Regions from separate parts of the Mus musculus genome. Here region 2 is linked to region 1. The links are chromatin contacts, found by Hi-C or POLR2A ChIA-PET in ENCODE. All regions are on one chromosome and are shown on one strand. Each heading gives the region's core, a stretch centred on a gene start or an enhancer-like site at or near the end of the contact. The rest is flanking DNA. Distances are from core to core; before and after follow the strand shown. Region 1 holds the start of Dip2c (disco interacting protein 2 homolog C). Region 2 overlaps Dip2c (disco interacting protein 2 homolog C).

Evidence for each region. A loop is a pair of places that touch in the nucleus more often than their neighbours do. ChIA-PET counts read pairs that join two places held with the same protein, here RNA polymerase II (POLR2A).
Region 2: a loop to region 1 is called in a map of heart, with 2.0 times the contacts of the local background. The contact joins the enhancer-like site here to the promoter of Dip2c in region 1. A Hi-C loop is called at or near these places in 1 of 37 maps with a recorded cell type or tissue (heart). POLR2A ChIA-PET finds 5 or more read pairs at or near these places in 1 of 5 experiments (embryonic stem cell).

The regions. Positions count from the first base shown.
Region 1 is chr13:9,273,013-9,279,662 of GRCm38, forward strand. It overlaps Dip2c (disco interacting protein 2 homolog C), which reads left to right and starts at 3,513. Exons shown (of 37, transcript NM_001081426.2): 1 at 3,513-4,054. The coding sequence starts at 3,970. It also overlaps the pseudogene Gm46391.
Region 2 is chr13:9,311,172-9,317,821 of GRCm38, forward strand. All of the region lies in intron 1 of Dip2c (disco interacting protein 2 homolog C), which reads left to right. Among named protein-coding and RNA genes, the nearest start is that of Dip2c, 38 kb to the left of the region's middle. Within about 2 kb of position 3,158, at least 1 of the 3 ENCODE cell types and tissues checked has a DNase peak (open chromatin) inside an H3K27ac peak, as active enhancers do.

The sequences.
Region 1 (6,650 bases), core at 2,263-4,762:
CTTTGAGCTGCTCCTGTGGTGGCTTTGAGTGGACCTGAGCTGCTGGCATCATGAGCCGACGGGCAGAGCCGGTCAGGCTCCTCAGCAGCAGTGGCCTCAGGACAGACATGACGGCACAGAATGACCAAAGACAAGGAAAATAGATTTTTTCATACAGTATATTCTTATCATGGTTTCCCCTCCCTCATTTCTTCCCAGATCCTCCCCACCTCCCCAGCCATTCAACTCCACACCTTCTTTCTCTTTCTTTACAAAATAACCAGGCAAACAAACAAATGGGGAAAAGAAAGGAAAAGCATGAGAAACACATACAGATTTACAGACACACATAGAAAACCCATAACAACACAAAATTGGAAACAATATATATGCAAAAGATAAAAAGTAAGGTTAAAAAAAAAAAAACCAAGTCCAGACAAAGCATTATGGGACAGTAATGGAGACTAGGGTTTCAGTCCTGGTTTTATTATATTTTACTTCCTTAAGGTTTTTCATCTATAACATGGAAAGTGGAATGAGATCTTTAGAGATTTCTTAATTAGTGGCTAGATTGATCATAATGAAAAGAATGGGGCCAAACATTGTGCCAGCAGTATCTACTGTATTTTAATATGTTCTTAAGTAAACACCAAACCAATGGACATACCTCACAGTATAGGACCCGGTATAGAACCAAAAGAACCGGCAGTCTGGAGCTCACAGTTTTCAAGTTTATCATTGCTAGTGGCTTATTTCTCTCCCACAGTTCTCTACCGAGAAGCAGATCTTCATAAGAGAGCAACACTTGTCAAATGAATGAGATTTCCAGAGGTTTGTTCCTGGTCTTCAAGGAGTCTACCCACAGGCTAAAGATTAAGACTAACTGAAGGTCAAATTGGATGAAATCAGAGTGATAGGAACATAGTAAGGGAGAAGAGAGCTGACGGGGAAAATTCTGAGCCAACAAGAGAATTCATAATCAAGATGAGATGGCTCAGCAAGTAAGAGTACTAACTGCTCTTCCACCTCTGGAAGACCCGGATTCCATTCCAAGTACTCACATGGCAGATCACAACTGTCTGTGACTTCAAATCCTGAAGATCTAACATGCTGACTTCTATACATAAAAATAAACATAAACAAGATGAAAACAATTAAGAAGATGGATGTTCCATTTGGGGGCTGGGGTGTACTCAGGTTTTAGAATGTTGGTTTAGCCCTGGGATTGGTTGCCAGCATTGCATAAACCAGGCAGCATGGTACATACCATCTTTGGTTACATAGTAAGTTGGAGGCCAGCCTTGAACACATGAGGTCCTGCCTCAGAAGACTGATGTACAATTAGCAAGGATGCTGAATATTAGTCATCCTTTCTTCAAGAACCTATGGGGGGTGGGCAGGTAAGACTAGGCTGAAGGTTGGAGCAGTTAGTGAGGGTCCCCTAGTTTAAAGCTAAGAAGTTCACTTGCGTTCCATAAGAAGATGTGCTGAAGCACTGTTGAAAGAAGTGTCTACAATTTCAGGGTCCCATTGCTGGGTACACCATCTCAATGGTCTTTAGAATATTCCAGGCAGGAAGAAGCATGGGGACTAGAAACAGTGTTTGCAGGCATGGGAAGGAAGCAGACCATCAGTGTTTTTGTGGGATACATTTGAGGGGACTGAGAAGCAAAAGTTGTGTGAAGATAAAGGAAGGTAGAGAAGCCAGGGTGACTTTAGCCTAGATAATTAGGAAAACACTAGTAGCTGATAAAAGCAGGTGGGTGATGGGTAAGACCCTAAGGCCGAAGGCACCGTACACATTATTCATAGGACATGGCAGAATCCATCAATGCTAATCAGTAAGTTTCTTCTTTGTTGGCTGTCTTGCTTGGTACTGGAAGGTGCTATGCAGGCTGTGGATGTGTGTGTTTAACAGTTTTAACCATCTATGAACCCTGCAATAATAACCTGAATGATATTAATACTATGTGTGAAGATCAAGGTCATATGCTTTCACAACTGCTGTCTGATTGGATTTCAGACCTGCCTCACAGGAGGAAACATATGCCTGGTACTGCAAATCTGGCTGGGGAGATCATAGGTAGGAGTGAACCTAACCTACTATTACTACTCCGCTAAAGGGACGAGGCATCAAACTGCCCTCTAAATTTGTATTTCTCTACCCACAGACTAGTGCAGACTTCCGACCTCATCAGAGGAATTTCTTTGTGTAGTGGTTGACACAGAAACTCACAACTGATCAAAGTGGAGAGAATAGATGTCAGTAGAGTGCTCAGTCACAAATAGGGCGTCTGTATCATAACCCCACACCCGAAGCTCAGAGACCATCACAGAAGACGGAGTAGAAAGATTGTAATAGTCAGAGGTTGAGGAAAACTGGGAACAAAACTGTCTTCTGGACACGACAATACCTCTGGACTCACAAACTCACAGAAGCTATGGTTGCCAGCACAGGATGAAGGCAGTTAACATTCTAGCATGCCATAGCAAAGGGCTAATGAGCTCCTATCCCTATGGCCAGTTGATGGCTTCTCGGGGAGGGAGAGTCAGTTTTTTATTATTTTTTTCCATAAGGATGTGCCTCCTGTGAGATCAGCCATCCTGAAATATTTGAGCAGAACAAATTGGAGTCCATAGGTTATTGAATAATAATAATAATAATAATAATAGACATAAAATTGGGATAGTAGAGAGGTGGGGATGACTCTGGGAGGAGCTAAGGGATACATTGTAGGAGATTCTCAAAGAGTTAATAAAATGCTTTAAGAAGCAGGTGGATGTTTAATGTTAGGAGATGCTGTTTTTACTTTGGTTTTGTGGTGTTTGGGGCTTCAGGGGCAGCTAGGTGAGATTACTCTGGAGACAGCTGGCCATGCGAGAATGCCCCCAAATAGTCAGACTCCGTATCAGCCATTCAGAATAGACATTGATACCATCACAGGCGATGACCAAAGGGAAAAAAATTCACAAGAGGTAGAAGAAAAGCAGGGGATGATATTGTAGGATGTGAGGGAGAAGACACTTGCTGAAGACTCCTTAGGCTGGACAGTGTGTGACAGACCCAACCTACCTTGATTTATTTCCACGGATGGGAAAAATGAAGTCTAGACAAAACATTGTGTGTTTCAAGGTCATATAGTAGTCTGTTCTAGATCCATGCTTTTAAACTTCAAACCTAGGACTCAATCTATGTCTCATGCTGTTTTGTTTTTTTTTTTTAATTATTTTTTCCTCTTAAAAGTATTTTAAAAAAATCAGCCCTCGATGATCCAGAACATTTGAAGTTTTAACAAGCAGGCTAGGGTGTGCTTCCGAATGCCTTCTTTATTTTTCTCCTTGAGTCTTGAGGAGCCTAACTAAGCCTCAGGGTTGGGAAGACCCCCTCCTAAGGCCAAATGCACCACTGTCCCACGAGCGCGCTCTCGAAGTACTCGCTGGAGGCCCCGCCCCCCTGAGCGCGCGCCGCCGTGGCACGTCCGCGCGCTCCCACCCTCCGCGCGCGCCTTCTTGTTGCCCGGTGCGCGCGCAGCGGCGCTCGCTCCCGCCGGGGCAGGGCGGCCGCGGAGCAGCTCGAGAGCCCTGTGGCCGTGACCGCGGGCGGGCCCGTGATCCGGTGCCGGCCGAGCGGGGCCGGAGCCCGCGGCTGGGGGAGGCGCGCAGAGAGCCGGGCGCGAGGCCACCGCCAGGGTCGGGGCCGCGCTGAGGAGGCTGAGGAGACTGACGAGGCACTGAGGAGGCGCTGAGGAGACGCTGAGGAGGCTGACGAGGCGCTGAGGAGACTGAGGAGGCGCTGAGGAGACTGACGAGGCTGAGGAGGCTAAGGAGAAAATCCCCGCGCGCCTGCCCGCCGCCGCCCGGCCTCCCGCTCCCGCCCGCCCGCCGCCGCCTCCTCAGTGCGGCTCCTCCGGGTTCGAGTGGCGGCCGCTGAGGAGCCCTCCGTCGGCGAACAAAGAGGAGGCCGGCAGGGCGGAGGCGTCTGCGGCGAGCATGGCGGACCGCAGCCTGGAAGGCATGGCTCTCCCGTTGGAGGTGAGGGCCCGGCTGGCCGAGCTGGAGCTGGAGCTGTCGGAAGGTAACAGCAACCCCCCTTAGCCCCGCGCCCGGGCCGGGCCGGGACACCGCTTCTCTGGAGCGCGCTCGGGGCCCCGCGGGCCGGGCCGTGCTGTCACTCCGGGGAGGGCGCGCGCCGGGCCTCGGGGTGGCGGGGCCCCGGCCCTGACCCTGGCCCGGGCCCCGTGTGGTGGCCCCGGGGAGGGTGCATGTGTGTGCATGTGCTTGTGTGCGCGCGTGCTTGTGTGTGTGTGTGTGTGTGTGTGTGTGTGTAGTGTGTGTGCGTGTGTATGTGTGTGTGTGCACGCGCGCGCGTGTGCGTGCCGCGGCCCCCGCCCTCCAGGCTCAACTGGCACGGTGCAGCCGCGATGCCCCCTGCGCGCTGCGGCTGGGCCCGGGGCTCCCGGCTACGAAGCAAGATGGAGCAACCTTTAGGGCTGCGGGGGAAATGGCCTTGGTGGGGATGTGCGCTCTTCCCTAATGGAGAGGCGCTGCGTCCTTGATGCAGCTGCAGTACCACCACCACCACCACCACCACCACCACCACCATCATCACCACCACCACATGCACCAGCAGCACCACCAGCACCAGCACAGCACATGCTTCCACGCTCCCTGCTTGGGGACGGCCTCTGAATGGCCTGATTTTAATGCGAAACTTGTCAGTGGACTTCGGGATTGGATCCCCCTGAGGCTGCAGGCACACGGTCCTGTCAGCGGGAGGAAGATAGTAGTACTATTGTTCCGGCGTGTTTGTGACGAGCTGGTTGAGTTAGAGCCCTAAAACCTCCCCCCTCAGGCCAGGTTGGATGCCTCCTTCCCATCGTGCCGGATAGAGACATTGAGACTTTGCGGCTGCTCTGCTGTGATTTCACGGAGTGTTATATACGCTTTCGTCTTTGCTCTTCATGGTGGACATCATGTGCTCAACTGTCATAAGTTTCAGCTTGGGTTTTGTAGGTTCTTTTTTCCTTTTTCCTCCACTAAAGTTCCAAAATGTGTCTAGTAATAAATATTTAGCGGTCATCCCACTCATTGAGAAGACTACAGCTTAGTGGTGTGGAAATGGCCTGTCGTCTCTCTTGAGTTAATATTTGGAGCAGTTTAGCATGGTAAACTTTTTTTTTTTTTGGTAACGATTTGTGAGGGCCAGCAGCCAGAACGTAAATTCATTCGTGCCAGTTTTCATCATGGGGAGGAGCTGACGTTGACTTTACGTTTTCCCTTTTAACACTTGCAGGGTGGAGAGTAAACCAGGTGGCTGTAAGTGTTGCTTCTGTTATCAGATTCTCATAGATTAGACATTTTCTTTATCCCGAATTTGGGGTTCTCCAAGGTGTTTTGGAAGCAGTCCCTGGGAAGCTCCAATGGAGGAAAAGATAATGTGTCCCAGACTGTGCTTCCTGCCTCAGTTCTGACCATCTAGAGATAAGAGAGAGCATCACCCTTCCACAGGCAGAAAGGGCAGGGCTGAATTCTTTAGATTTAAACTGGAAGATGAGGTATGCAGTGTGGACAGTGTATTTCTAGTAAGTAACTATAAAGAAACATTTGTGTTTTGTTAGACTTGAGATAGACTGTCTTCTTCAGCTTACCAGCGCTGTTTTATCGTCTGCATCCTGTATTGAAAGCACCCCTTCCCATTCATGTTCTCACTCAAAGCAAGCACCTCTGCTATCTGCACTATGTTAATGTGATGTGTCTCTGCCCACCCATACTTGAAAAGTGAGAAGCCATCTGAACCTGCATTGAGCCCTTTCCGCAGGGTCTGAATCTCCCTGCCTACTAGGAAGTCAATTCACATTTACTCTCAAAGCCTCACATAATGCCTGGAGCCACATATCCTGCTCTCCTCTTGTTGAGAGTAGCTGTCTGTTTTGTTTTTAGGTAACAGCGGTCACCTGTCATGATCGATCACTCTTGAAGAGTGAGTGTTGCCCAGAGAAGTATGGAAAACCACTTTAGATGAGGTGTACTTAGCTTAACTCCCTGTGAGCACCTTGTGTCTGTATAGAACTTAGAGGACTCAATGAGTTTCTTGGTGAATGGGTGGGCTTAGAGAAGTGTGTACATATATTTGTATTCAGGAAGTCCTTTTCTATTTTCTTTTTCTATATGAGCTATGTTGAGACCTGACCTAAACTTTTAAGAATTACAAAAAGAATAGAATAGAAAAGAAAAGAAAAGAAAAGAAGAAAAGAAAAAAAAAAGCCTTTTGTCACTGTGTTCAGCTTCTGCTACTCCTTGGAACCTGCTCTTCTCCCAGCCCCCACCTCCCATCTATGTATTAGCTGTGCTACCTTTGACTTTATTATAAAGTGTGGCTTTGTCATTGTTGAGTTTTGATTGTGATTTACAAAAAACCATTTGAAATTCCATGTCTTGTAACCAAGGGGATTGTTTTCCTGGAAGAGATGAATCAATTTGTTTTCTAGTATTGCTGCTATTCTAGTATAGAAACCTAGGAGGTGAAGATCAAGAATCTCTGGGTCTCTTTACCTTGCCTAACTGGGAGAAAAAAATCCCAACATACCCAGTTTCAAAGTGAAAACTTAGGATGACTTTTACTGTCAAATTATTGCAGTGTACTGCTTCCCAGTATATTGTCCACCAAAATC
Region 2 (6,650 bases), core at 1,908-4,407, 38 kb after region 1:
CTTGGATTGGGGCAGTACTTATTTAAATGCTATCTTTGTCTTTTAGGCCCAGACCTGTTGATTCTCTAGTGAGTGGAAGAAACCATGTAGAAGTCTCAAATGTCTTGATAATACAGATTTCTTGGAGCATTTCCTTAAAACATTGCAAGCAGCACATGTTATATACCTGAGAGAATCCATTTTCTCAGTATATTCCACAGTGCTATGGGACTACAGGCTGTGTGTGTAAAGTGGCTGGCATGAGGGTTGTGGTGTAGGACAGTTATGCTGCTACAGGATTGAAGTTTATCATAAACATTTAAAGAGATTATTTAGTTGTCAAGTCGTTGTAGATTTTTTATTTCAGCCATTAAAGTTTTTCAGAATGTTACTTGCTGTTGGAATTCTGGTGGTTTCATGAATTTACCCCATCAACATATTTTCTGGCAAGCTCCTATTTATGGTTGATGGACAGTAGCCCAGTCACATGTCCTGCTACATTGTGTCTCCCTACAAGCAACTACCAGAGGCTGATTCCCTTTCCTTACCAAGCATTTCAGCTCAAAGCTGCCTTATACTGGAAGGAAAATGCACTCTAGTCCCAGTAGCCTCTGGGGAGTGGACTTGTGGAGTATGTGTCAGGCTTATATTAAAGAATATTCAGAGCTGGCTGCATTTGCATGCAGGGCATTTCTCCTACCTGCTTCACATGGCAGGGGTCTTTCCTCACTTTGTTAAGTTAATAAAGCCCAGGGAAGGCTCAGGACTGCACAATGTGGATGCATGTGTGTTTGGAGATATGCAGGGACATGTGGCACTCACCTGGGCAAACAGCCCTTGGCTTTCTGTGTATCATTTCTGTATCCTGGCCCCAGACCCAGGATCTGACGGTCAACATATCTGGCATATTGCTGTTTGGGAAACTGGAGAAATTGCAGTGGTCTCCCAAATGACATTAGAGAAATTAATTGAGTTTGTCCATAGTGTGGGTTACACGCACATGACTTACTAGCTGTAGAGATGGCATATCAGATCTTGCATACCTGTTTTGAGGAGTGGGTATTTTGTTTTCTAGGTAACAAAGATATTTTCTAGTCATAAGTGAATGGTTTTAAATATGAGATGTCAATGATGTATATCCTAAGCCTAGAAATATTCAATATGAACTGAGATGCTTATTAAGATTTCAGACCCAGAGCTGAGGCCCATATTTTGTGTACCAAAGCAGACCTGATTTCCAGGTTCTCCCAGCATCTCTCAGTCCCTACTTGGCATACATACCATTTCCAACCTTCCTCCAGAGGCTCTTCCCTACATAATCCAGACATTTTGGTGTTCTCGTTCTCTGTCTCTCTGTCTCTCTCTGTCTCTGTCTCTCTCTCTTCCTCCCTTCCTCCCTTCCTCCCTTCCTCCCTTCCTCCCTTCCTCCCTCCCTCCCTCCCTTCTTTTTCTCTCTTGCACAGACGTGTGTCTTCCTCTTCCCCTTCCCCTCTTTCTCCCTCCCCATGGTGACTTCCCTGGCCTCCGTCCTTGGGCTAGTGAACTTGCCAGAGAGCAGTTTCCCAATAAACCTGTGTTTAATATAATCTAATCTGGCTTGAATTTGCTTATTTCACTGGTGGAGAAATAACTTATCAGTGCTAAAGCCAAATTTCCAACTCACCAATGGATCACATCCTAAGGAAGTGAAATTAAAATATTGTGGCAATGAAGTCTGTGTATTGAACTTATCCTGAGGAGGCGTGTTAATCATTTATATTAGTAGAAAACAGTTTCCATAGCTACAAAGTATAATGTTTGACTATGAAGCAGTTGAAAAAGCTCTTCCTTTCCCTGAGTTTTTATTGGTCTATAATCCATCTCAAATGATTTATAATGTGAAGATGAAGAATAGAGATGGTCTCATGCTGGTGTTAAGGGAGGAGTTAACCTTTCCCCTTTTTGGCTCTACTTTTCCTGTTGTCAACAAATACAGAGTGACAGAGGAAGACAGCTATAGTTAGCAAGAAGGTCATGTGTTAGGAAAAGTAGCAACCATACAAAGAATTTATGGCTTTCTTAGGGTTTTCTGTTTGACAATTTTGGATACAGTCCTGAATATATGCCTTATTTTCAGGGCAGGCAATGAGGACACACCTACCAGGATTCTTTCTCTAGAACTGTTCTGGCATTTGAGCGTAGATTCAAGGCTCTGATGGCCAAGTGCTAAGCATTGCTAGTTAAATGTAGTGGAGCCATATCTCCTATTGTATTAACGAGATCTGCTGCCGGGCAGTGGTGGTGCACGCCTTTAATCCCAGCACTTGGGAGGCAGAGGCAGGCCGATTCCTGAGTTGGAGGCCAGCCTGGTCTACAGAGTGAGTTCCAGGACATCCAGGGCTATACAGAGAAACCCTGTCTCGAAAAACCAACAAAACAAAACAAAGCAAAACAACAAAACAAGATCTGCATCGTCAGGAAAGATGCTGACAAATGTGTGGTGAGGAGAATCAAAGCACTTATGTAGTGGGCTGTAGTAGAGCAAGCATGCTTTTGCATTAACAAGAATAGAAAATATGTAGAAAGATGCAGGGGTGGTGTGCCTGTGCTCTCTCAAGGGCCTTGTATGTGTGTATGGAGGCTAGACCAGAATCTCAAATGTTTCCTTTTATTGCTCACTGCTTTAGTATCTTGTCTCTCACTGAACTGGAAGCTTGCTATGTCAGTTAGGCTGGCCTTAGAGCTTTCAGGAACTCTGCTCTGAAATGCTGGTGTTACAAGCATACTTAATATGCATTATTATTATTATTATTATTATTATTATTATTATTATTTTAAATGTAGGCGCTGCAGTCCAAACTTAATCCTTCATCCATGATCATGAAACACCTACAGTGCCATAACCCCATCCCTTAGGGTTTTTTGGGGGGGGGGGGCGATTACAAGTAAGGGGGGCAGGTTGAGTGGATAGACAAAGCTCTTGGTACTATTTTATTTTTTAAAGCAAATTATTCAAGCTAAGATTGAGCCCAGCTGCTCTGCAGCCTTAGCAAGGGGCACTATGGGCCACTCTGTCTCAACCTACAGCGGTGGTGGAAGAGAGTTGGGAAGGTCTTTGTCAGGCTTGAGGGTGACATACTTCATGTTCTATTACTGGGTCCTCAGTCTCACAGGGTTTGGGAATGTGGTCAGGCTGTTTGTCAAGAGCATTTTGGCCCACAGCCAGTGGCAATCTTTGTACAGGGGAATGCATGTGCCAGTTTATTAAAGTTGATACTGCTTAAGCTTTTAAAAATTATTATTTTGAAACAACATCTCACTATGTCTGGTCTGGGTTTTCACTGTATAGCTCAGGCTGGATTGAAGTCACAGTTTTCCTGCTCTGGCTTTCTAATGGCTGGGGTCTTAGGCAGGAGCATCGTGGCCAGCTGTTGCCTAGGTGTTTTATTTTATTTTTTTATTCTATTAGCTATGCTGAGTGTTAAAAAGGAGGTCTAGCTAGCTCAGGTTGTAATTTGACCTCATGTTTTACCAATAGGTTATTTTTTCTATATAGCTTTCCTTTATGTTTTTGTCCTAAGTTTCCTTTTGTGATGCTGTCATTGCTAATGATGAATAGATTTCCCAGGAGTGGGGACCACAGCCTGTCTTTTCTGGCCGTTCATCTATTTAGCCTGCTTCAGTAGGCTGTATCAGGGTTGGTACTTAGGAGTCCCACAGGTTCAGGATGAGGAACAGCTTTAAGGTGTGAATTCATTTGGGCAAATATTCAAAGTAAACATTTAGATGCTTTCAAAGGGCTGGAGAGATGGCTCAGCAGTTAAGAGCACTTACTGCTGCTTTTGGAGAATAACCAAGTTCAGTTTTCCAGCACTCCCGTTGGGTGATTCACAACTGCCTCTAACTGAGCTCCAAGGGATCCAATACACTATTCTGGACTCTTGGGCATGCCACACACATGGCACATACCATGCGCGCAAGCACACACACACACACACACACACACACACACACACACACACACACACACAGACACAGACACAGACAATTCTTAAAACATAAGAACTTATTTTAGAAAAATGCTTTCAGAGGTATATAGTCTAATCTGTATTTTACATGAAGTAATTACTAGAAGTATATTTTACTAAAGGACATTGGAACAAAAATTAAAATTGTAGATGTGTTTGTTAGCCTTTGTTTTCAAGATAGGGTATTGCTATGTAGCTCAGAATAGTCTTGAGTTTATTGTGTACTCCAGGCTAAAACTCAAGACAGCTCTCTTGCCTTAGCTTCCCAAGTGCTAGAATTATATATACCATACCTGGCTCTGAAGTGTGGATACTTACTACCATAAAGTTGTAATTGTACTTTTTTTTTTCTGTTTTCTGCCCTTTCATACTTTGGAGATGAATTTTTTCAGTCATTTGGTCATTCTACAATACTTAGTGATATATCTTTCTCATGTAGTTACTATGTTGGGAAATAAGATCACTGCTGGTGAGGAGTACACCTTGGTGGAGAAGCAGATAAGAACTGAAAACCATTATGTGGTGTGATCCATGATTCAAGACAGGAAATGATAATCATTATGGATACTTATGGAGGTTGTGGTCTAGCTCTTTAGTAGTGCAGGGGAAAGCCCACCAAGAGGCCCTGGTGGATGTCCTTTGATACATGAACTTGGCTGGACTGTGGGAGAGACGAATGAGCTGTGTAAAGGCTGTAAAGGCAGGTGGAGCTGAGACAGAAAAGAAAAGCTTCTATTGATTTTGAGAAAAGGAGCTGAAAGAGATAATGGATATTTGCAGAAGGTACTAGCTATAAACCATAGAAAGAAGTGTTGGAGCTATAGGCTGTATACCTTCAGATTTGTTCCAGAGCACACCTGTAACTGCCCATAGCCACAGATATTTTAAGAGGACTCTTTGCAGACTGTTACAGATCTTGTATGAGTTAGAGCAAAAGCAGAACATCTTAGTCAAAGTGGTGCTGGGTCCTGTCTACAGTTCACCAGGGCCTAAGGACATCTGGAGTCCATGTATGAATTGGATAGGATCCTGGTTGCAAATTACAGTAAACAACTCAAACTAAATTAGGCAGAAGAATTAGTATGAAATCAGAAGCTTAGTTCCAAGCATCAAAATATAGAAGGTGTCCAGCTCAGGGACCAGAAAGACTCAAAGCTGCCCCATCTCTGTTTGTAGCCCCAGGTACAGGCTCTGCTTCTGAGGTCCAGCTTTCTGAAGTACCCAGCTGGTAAGGTGGATGAAAGGCTACTGGCTCTCTCTTGGCTTTGAGCCCAAGTTGGTAGAGAAAGGACTTTATTGATCATTAGACCTCAGGAACAGTTCTGAGTCACCACTAGCTGTGGCAGTGGGGACCAGAAAGGGCACATGGCAGAAGTGGCTACAGGGACCCTTATTTGCCTTGTAAGATGGTGACAATAGCCTTGTTATACTCAAAGACATTTATAAGTCATGTGATGTGTCACTTATGTTGGTCTAGCCATGTATAGTTATTGTAAAATTAGGGTAGTCCACAGACCTGAACATTGTAGTCACCTGACCTTGAAAACATTGCATGATGCTGTTGTCACTATATGCTGATTATGGCAAAATGCATTCTCAAGGTGACTGCCACTAACAAAGGGACAGGAAAGGAAATCACCCTCTGTGTTCGAGCTGTCCAGTGTGTGACTGTTTGTGTCTCCAGTGTGCTTCTCTCTCCTGAGTGTGGGGAGGTCACCATTCCAACAACAGGACTGGGGTGCTAGAAGACACTTCCTTCTGGAATTTTGTTGCTAGTATCTCTCAGAGACAGAAAACTCAAAATTACTTCTCAGGGAACATAAATCCCACTAGAATAGCTTAACTGGACACAGGCTTTGGGCAACAAATACTACCTAAATTTCCTTTTCTGTTTAGTGTGTTTATAATGTGCTGCAAAGCAATGGTACACTTAGATGTAACGCTATTTTTCTGAATAGAATTAGTGAAGAAAAGGTCTAAGGTAAGAATAGTATTTCTAGATTTTTTTCTTACTTCTTTTTTCTTTTTTTGAATTTTACTTGATATCCAGTGGCCACTGTGTTTGTACAGAAGTTTGCACACTTGCTCAGCAACCTCTATGGTCGTGGTTTCAGCATTTTCACCAGTAGTTCTCTTGCGCAGTCTACTAGAAGTTAGCAACTCCTTCCTCTTCCACACTGGATGATATAGGACTTCCAGAAAGGAAGAAGGGGGCAAAACCAAAAGTGTTTCTTCCAAATGGGCTTGGTAAAACAATTGATTTTCTTCTTATATAGAAAGATTTCACACATTTCATATAGTCTAAATGGGAGCTCTCCATGAAACCTCTCCCTTCAGAGTTCAGATAATCTCTCAGAAGAGGAGGCAAAAGGATTTCAAGGGCCAGAAGGAAAGGAGAACACCAGGAGAACAAGATCCTCTGAATTGAATAAGCAAGGTCTGTATGAGTTTACAGAGAATGAGGCAGCAAGCACCGGGCCTACGTGGGTCTGCACCAGGCCTTCTGCATATGTATTCTAGCTGTTAGCTCAGTGTTTTCATGGGACCCCTGGCATGAGAACGAGTGGGTCTCTGACTCTTGTGTGTGCTCTTTTCTGCATGTTGGACTGCTGTGTCCAACTTCAATATGATAGTTTTTATTCACTTTACTATATTTTAATTTGT